2 separate regions of the Homo sapiens genome follow, and region 1 is linked to region 2. Evidence: chromatin loops called from intact Hi-C (ENCODE). Cell type or tissue: PC-3. All regions are shown on one strand.

Evidence for each region. A loop is a pair of places that touch in the nucleus more often than their neighbours do. Peaks named below come from ENCODE experiments on the same cell type or tissue, not always from the same donor. Only the 100,000 strongest peaks of a DNase experiment are listed, where the experiment ranks them.
Region 1: it touches region 2 in a loop (3-fold over the local background); 1 of 110 quality-filtered maps calls a loop at or near these places.

The regions. Positions count from the first base shown.
Region 1 is chr2:99,661,809-99,664,308 of GRCh38, reverse strand. All of the region lies in intron 12 of AFF3 (ALF transcription elongation factor 3), which reads left to right. LOC124906051 (a long non-coding RNA gene) reads right to left here. Exons shown (of 3, transcript XR_007087155.1): 3 at 2,493-2,500. Among named protein-coding and RNA genes, the nearest start is that of REV1, 170 kb to the right of the region's middle. In PC-3, no CTCF peak of the experiment used is centred here; DNase peaks (open chromatin) are centred at 1,038 and 1,418; H3K4me3 peaks cover 743 bases; H3K27ac peaks cover 2,222 bases.
Region 2 is chr2:99,571,331-99,573,830 of GRCh38, reverse strand. All of the region lies in intron 18 of AFF3 (ALF transcription elongation factor 3), which reads left to right. Among named protein-coding and RNA genes, the nearest start is that of REV1, 83 kb to the right of the region's middle. RefSeq lists an enhancer at 1,118-1,619. In PC-3, no CTCF peak of the experiment used is centred here; no DNase peak of the experiment used is centred here.

The DNA.
Region 1 (2,500 bases), 90 kb before region 2:
AACATAAATGAAATGGAAGCATAGCCTTATGGTTGCACCTATGATTTTCACACTGGATGAGGTTCCAACTGGAAATAGCACAAAATATCTGAGAATCAGCTTTCTTATTTAATCTGAGTAAATGAAAGGTATGTGATACCTGGAGTAATTTGTTTGATCTCCTTTCTGTAACTGTTGGTTTTAACAATTCCAAAGACCAATGTTTTTGTGAAACAATGTGAAGGAATTAGAAGACTTAAGACAGTAAGTATTAAAAAAATTTAATAGATTAGGAAGGGACTGATTAATTATATTGCATGTCTTCCCATTTGGCAAAAAGATGAGCTCTGCCTCTCAAGTCAGGGTAAGCTTGGGAGGTTGGACACAAGCAAATAAGTAGATGGCATTACTATAGCTAAGGCATGAGGACAGGGACACATGATTAAGACTTTCAGCAAGGAGCAGCTGAGATAGTGTCAACTGCAGACAAGTGTTTCGGAGATGACAAATACATAGCTTAGGGAGAGGAAGGGACCAGGGATCTAAATTGAATGGCTATGTACATGCCTGCAGCTTCCAGTAATTACGTTATCCAAACATATTGGGCAGTCTTTTTATTTTAACTCTGTTGCCACATTTTTCTCTTTAAATGAACATGGTTTATCCCCTTTAACTGACTATTTTAATTTTACAGACAACAATCATTGGATCTAATCTGTAGAGGGAAATTTCCCCATTGGCGTTAATTTACTTCTTGCACAATGAAAAGCTGCCTTTTAATCCCCAATCAATATTTGGAGAGCATGCAATTAATTTAATAGATATCTAGATCATTAACATAAATCTGCAAATTAAAGAGCCAATTATTTTCTTATTTATAATGCATAGAGTAATAGTCGTGTCTCTTAGAAATAATGTAAAGCCTTGCTTCATCAAGATACCAAGATTGTAGGTGAGGTTGCTCTGAGCACAAAATTGCAGTTCTTATTGCTGTTTCCTTTGGTTTCCTATGGAGCAGCACAAGAAACATTCCCATCTCAATTCTGTGCTCTTTACCACAGAGATTACTGGATGACTCACATCAGTTTTGGGTGTACTCTTAAAAGCAGATTGCCAATTGTAATGGAAGCTCTTCATTTTTTCCCTTGTTTCTTTTTAATATGACAATTGCATAACACAAAGCAGAGCTTTTAAAATGTCTGAAAGCATTGACAGTACATGTCAATCAGTAACTAAATGAATTAGCTGAATGATATGCAGACATGGAATAAAAACATAGGAGGTTTTTGCAGCCCAACTCTACTTCCTTAGTTGCATTTTTCTTCTCAGGATCAGCTTGGTTGATCCTGACGCTCTTGGCCTGTGAAAATTTATTACCCACAGAGTCAATCTGCATTCAGGCAGCCAAGTCTGAATAAATAGAATCATTGTGCTTGTCTGGGATTTGTGGCCAGGGTTCATCCAGTCAGCGTGACATTCACATCCCAGGAGATTCATAAAAGCCAACACCCTGGTATGTGCTCTTGAATCCTGCCAAAATTGTGTAGAATTATATAAACAGGAGTTGAAGCAGTAATCAGGACCAGGTTTGAGGGGCAAGGCTCCAAAATGAAGTTTCTCCTACATTAGAAATGAACTGTATTGTCAATGTTATTTGTAGGCAAACAAGAGCTAGACAGTTTTTGCAAAAAACTGAGTATAGTCTCAAATACCTACTAAGTACCAAACATCATGTAAGATGCTGGCTTGTTGGTCTTAATGAATTAGACATTAGTAATATTCGTTATGATAACTTAACCACAGATATTTTGAGTAAATTTTCAATGCCAGGAAATCCCTTGCCCCAATGGACCATACAAAAAGTATATATTAAATATATTAAACCTCATAGCAACACAGAAAAAAAGAATACTGTATGTTCGTTTTTCTTTTTAGTCTTGCATTTTATGTTGTACCTGAGCTAAATACCCAATCTGTTCATAATAACTAATTGGTTTCTATTAATATGGAAACAGAACAATAACTCTAATTGAAAACTGCCTATCAGACCTTTTTCATATCCGTATATGAAGTAATCATATATTTGAACCTCCCATCATAATCAGTGAAACTCAAATGTTCAGCAGAAGGGTTGGTTTGTTTGTTTAACCATCCTAAAGCTTTTAGTTAAGTAATTGCCTTTTTTTTTTTTGAGACAGAGTCTTGTTCTGTTGCCAGGCTGAAGTTCAGTGGCGCGATCTTGGCCCACTGCAACCTCCGCCTCCCGGGTTCAAGCGATTCTCCTGCCTCAGCCTCCTGAGTAGTTGGGACTACAAGTGTGTGCCACCATGCCCAGCTATTTTTTGCATTTTTAGTAGAGACGGGGTTTCACCGCGTTGGCCAGGATGGTCTCAAACTTCTGACCTCAGGTGATCCCCCTGCCTTGGCCTTCCAAAGTGTTAGCATTATAGGCATAAGCCAGCGAGCCTGGCCAGTAATTGTATTTTATAAATAAAATTTTACTGTCACCAGAAGCAAACAC
Region 2 (2,500 bases):
TCAGTCACAATCAGCACATTCAGCCAAACCACCAAACGTCCCTTCTGTCCCCATGGTGCCCGTAACAGGAGCCCGGCTACCTGAACCTCCCGACAGTGAGGAAAGACTGACTATAGACGCCAGGCGCTGAAGGCCATGGCATGTGAAATGTGGCCGGGAGGAAGGAAGAGGGACTTGACATTTGTAATGTACTTGCACAGCAGTCTCAGAGCTAAAGGATTTTAATTTTATAGAGGATGGGAATACTCGCATATTGTAAAAGGTTGAATCCCTAGCAGCATGATTTAGTCAAAGGACACCAATTAAGATCCTTGAGTAGGCGAAATTGCAGCTGGGAAGGCGCTCCCCCACCAGGGGCTTGCAGTGGGCATGTTCTCTTGAGGGTCTCCTCTCCTAGTCCTTTCAAAGCAGGGACCCTACCTTTTTGTTTTCCTGATTAATCATTAAGCCTTTATTGGTCTTCATATGGAATTTCTCCCATTATGAAATCCCTGTCTCAAGGCCAGGAGCTTCTTTTGTTCTAACCAAAACAGAGTGAGAGAGTAAGAGTGAGTGAGAGAGAGAGAGAAAGAAATGAAGTAGGATTTGCAAAGGGGTGCGGGGGACAGGGTGCGGAGACAAGGACATTCAGATCTCCTGGATTGAAATCTCAGCTGTCCAATCATCTTTAGGGTTTTGTAAGATTATTTTAAATGTCACACTCAGAGAAAAACAACCATCAGATTGATAATTTCCCATTTCAACAGAAAGTTACTTTTGATTCAACACCCGCCCCACTTAGCCTGAGCGTCCTGCAGAGCAAACCCTGCCTTCTGTGGCCGGCTGAGAGGGAAGCAGTCCTGTGGCCTGAAGAAACAGTGAATGACCGCTTGTGCCTGGGAGAAGCCCGGTTCCAGGGACTCTGAGCCCCAGCCGACATCAAAGTTGTGGAAATAAAAGCTGTGTTTGAATCCTTGCTACCCAAATGCAATCTACCTGGATCTGTGGGGAAGTGCCTATAAAGGCAGTGCCAGCATCCTGGAGTGGCTGACTCTGAAGTGCCCTCATCCATAGTCTTCACTGACTCTGTGTATTAAAAATAATTACTTAATTTCTTATGCATTCTCCTCAAAGCTTGGGACATATTAACACCTCTGGGGCTTATCAGATGACAAGCTGACATATCGGATAGCAGATGATGAATTCATTTGGTATGCAGTTGCCTATTTGTCTGATTTGGATTTCAACTTCCCTAAGAAAATCATCCAATTTCTGCCGCGCCGAGGAACTTGTTGTTCAAACACATTGAGCTCTCATCCCTGCCAGTTTTCACAAAACAGGCTGGCTCTACTGAGGGCGGCATTTCACAGAGGTAGGAATTACAGAAAGGAGTCTGCCAGGCTCTCCGTGGGAGACCATTCAACTCTATCCCGGCCACAAAGGAGAACAAAAAGCAAGGTTGCTTTAATATTCCCATGCCAGAAGAAATATGGGGGTAGCTCAAACCCTGATGCTGCTGAGAACCAAGACCGTGTGTTTCTAGGTGGGGGGGGGGGGGTGGTGGGAGGGGGAAGAGAAGAAAAGAAAACATTCTATTTGGATCAAGTGCTCAGAATGCTTTTGTTGGAGAGAGCTCTCATAATGAAGATGCATGCAGCTAAGCTCTGGCTTTCAGATCACTCAAGCCCCGTTTCTGAAGAGCCCATGATTCACAGTTAGTTCCATTTATGGTGTTTAATTAAACTTTTATTAGGTTTGCTCATGTGTCATCATAAAATACCATCACTGTGGGAAACAATGGGAAGAATTTTATTACACAAATGAAAAATGAAAACTCTAGGTTTTCCATGTTAAAAAAAAAATAGAAGATTAGATGGAAAATCTATTTGAACACTCAGATAAGATCTCATTTTAGTACCTTTGCTGTATTATATTCTATAACTGTCACAATGGTGACAAGCAATTTTACTTTTCCTACTGACTTGTGTATTGCTGTCAGAAGGGATGCCTTTGTGATTCGTGGCAAGGCTGGACACTGGGTGACATCCCATTGGTCCTGCTGGCTTTATAATGATCTGCTCTGGAAGTACAGCACTAGAAATCACTCGAAAGGAGAAAATGGGCCAATCATCAGGCAATCTTCAGTGACTCATTATAGTGAGCCCTCCATTCTATGCAAAGATGAGAGTTCTAACAAATGTGTTCGTTAAGTGGCCTCCAGATGGTACCTATGCTATTAGCATCTCAGGTTACTGCTCTGATTATAGCTGCTCTGATACGGTCAGAAAATTAGGTGTGTTACTTACCCACATGTGCTATGGTGAGAGTCTGTGACTCAGCCTCCATATCAGGATTTAAAAATATGCCCCTATGCTGCAGATGAAAACAATATTGATTAAGGAGCTTATATTAGGAATTGTGAGCCACTGCCATCCATAAGGGTAACTTAGAAGGCTGGTGGAAACTAAGATACCATAGCTTATTACCAAGATAATCCTTTAATGAAATGCATTTGAAGTAG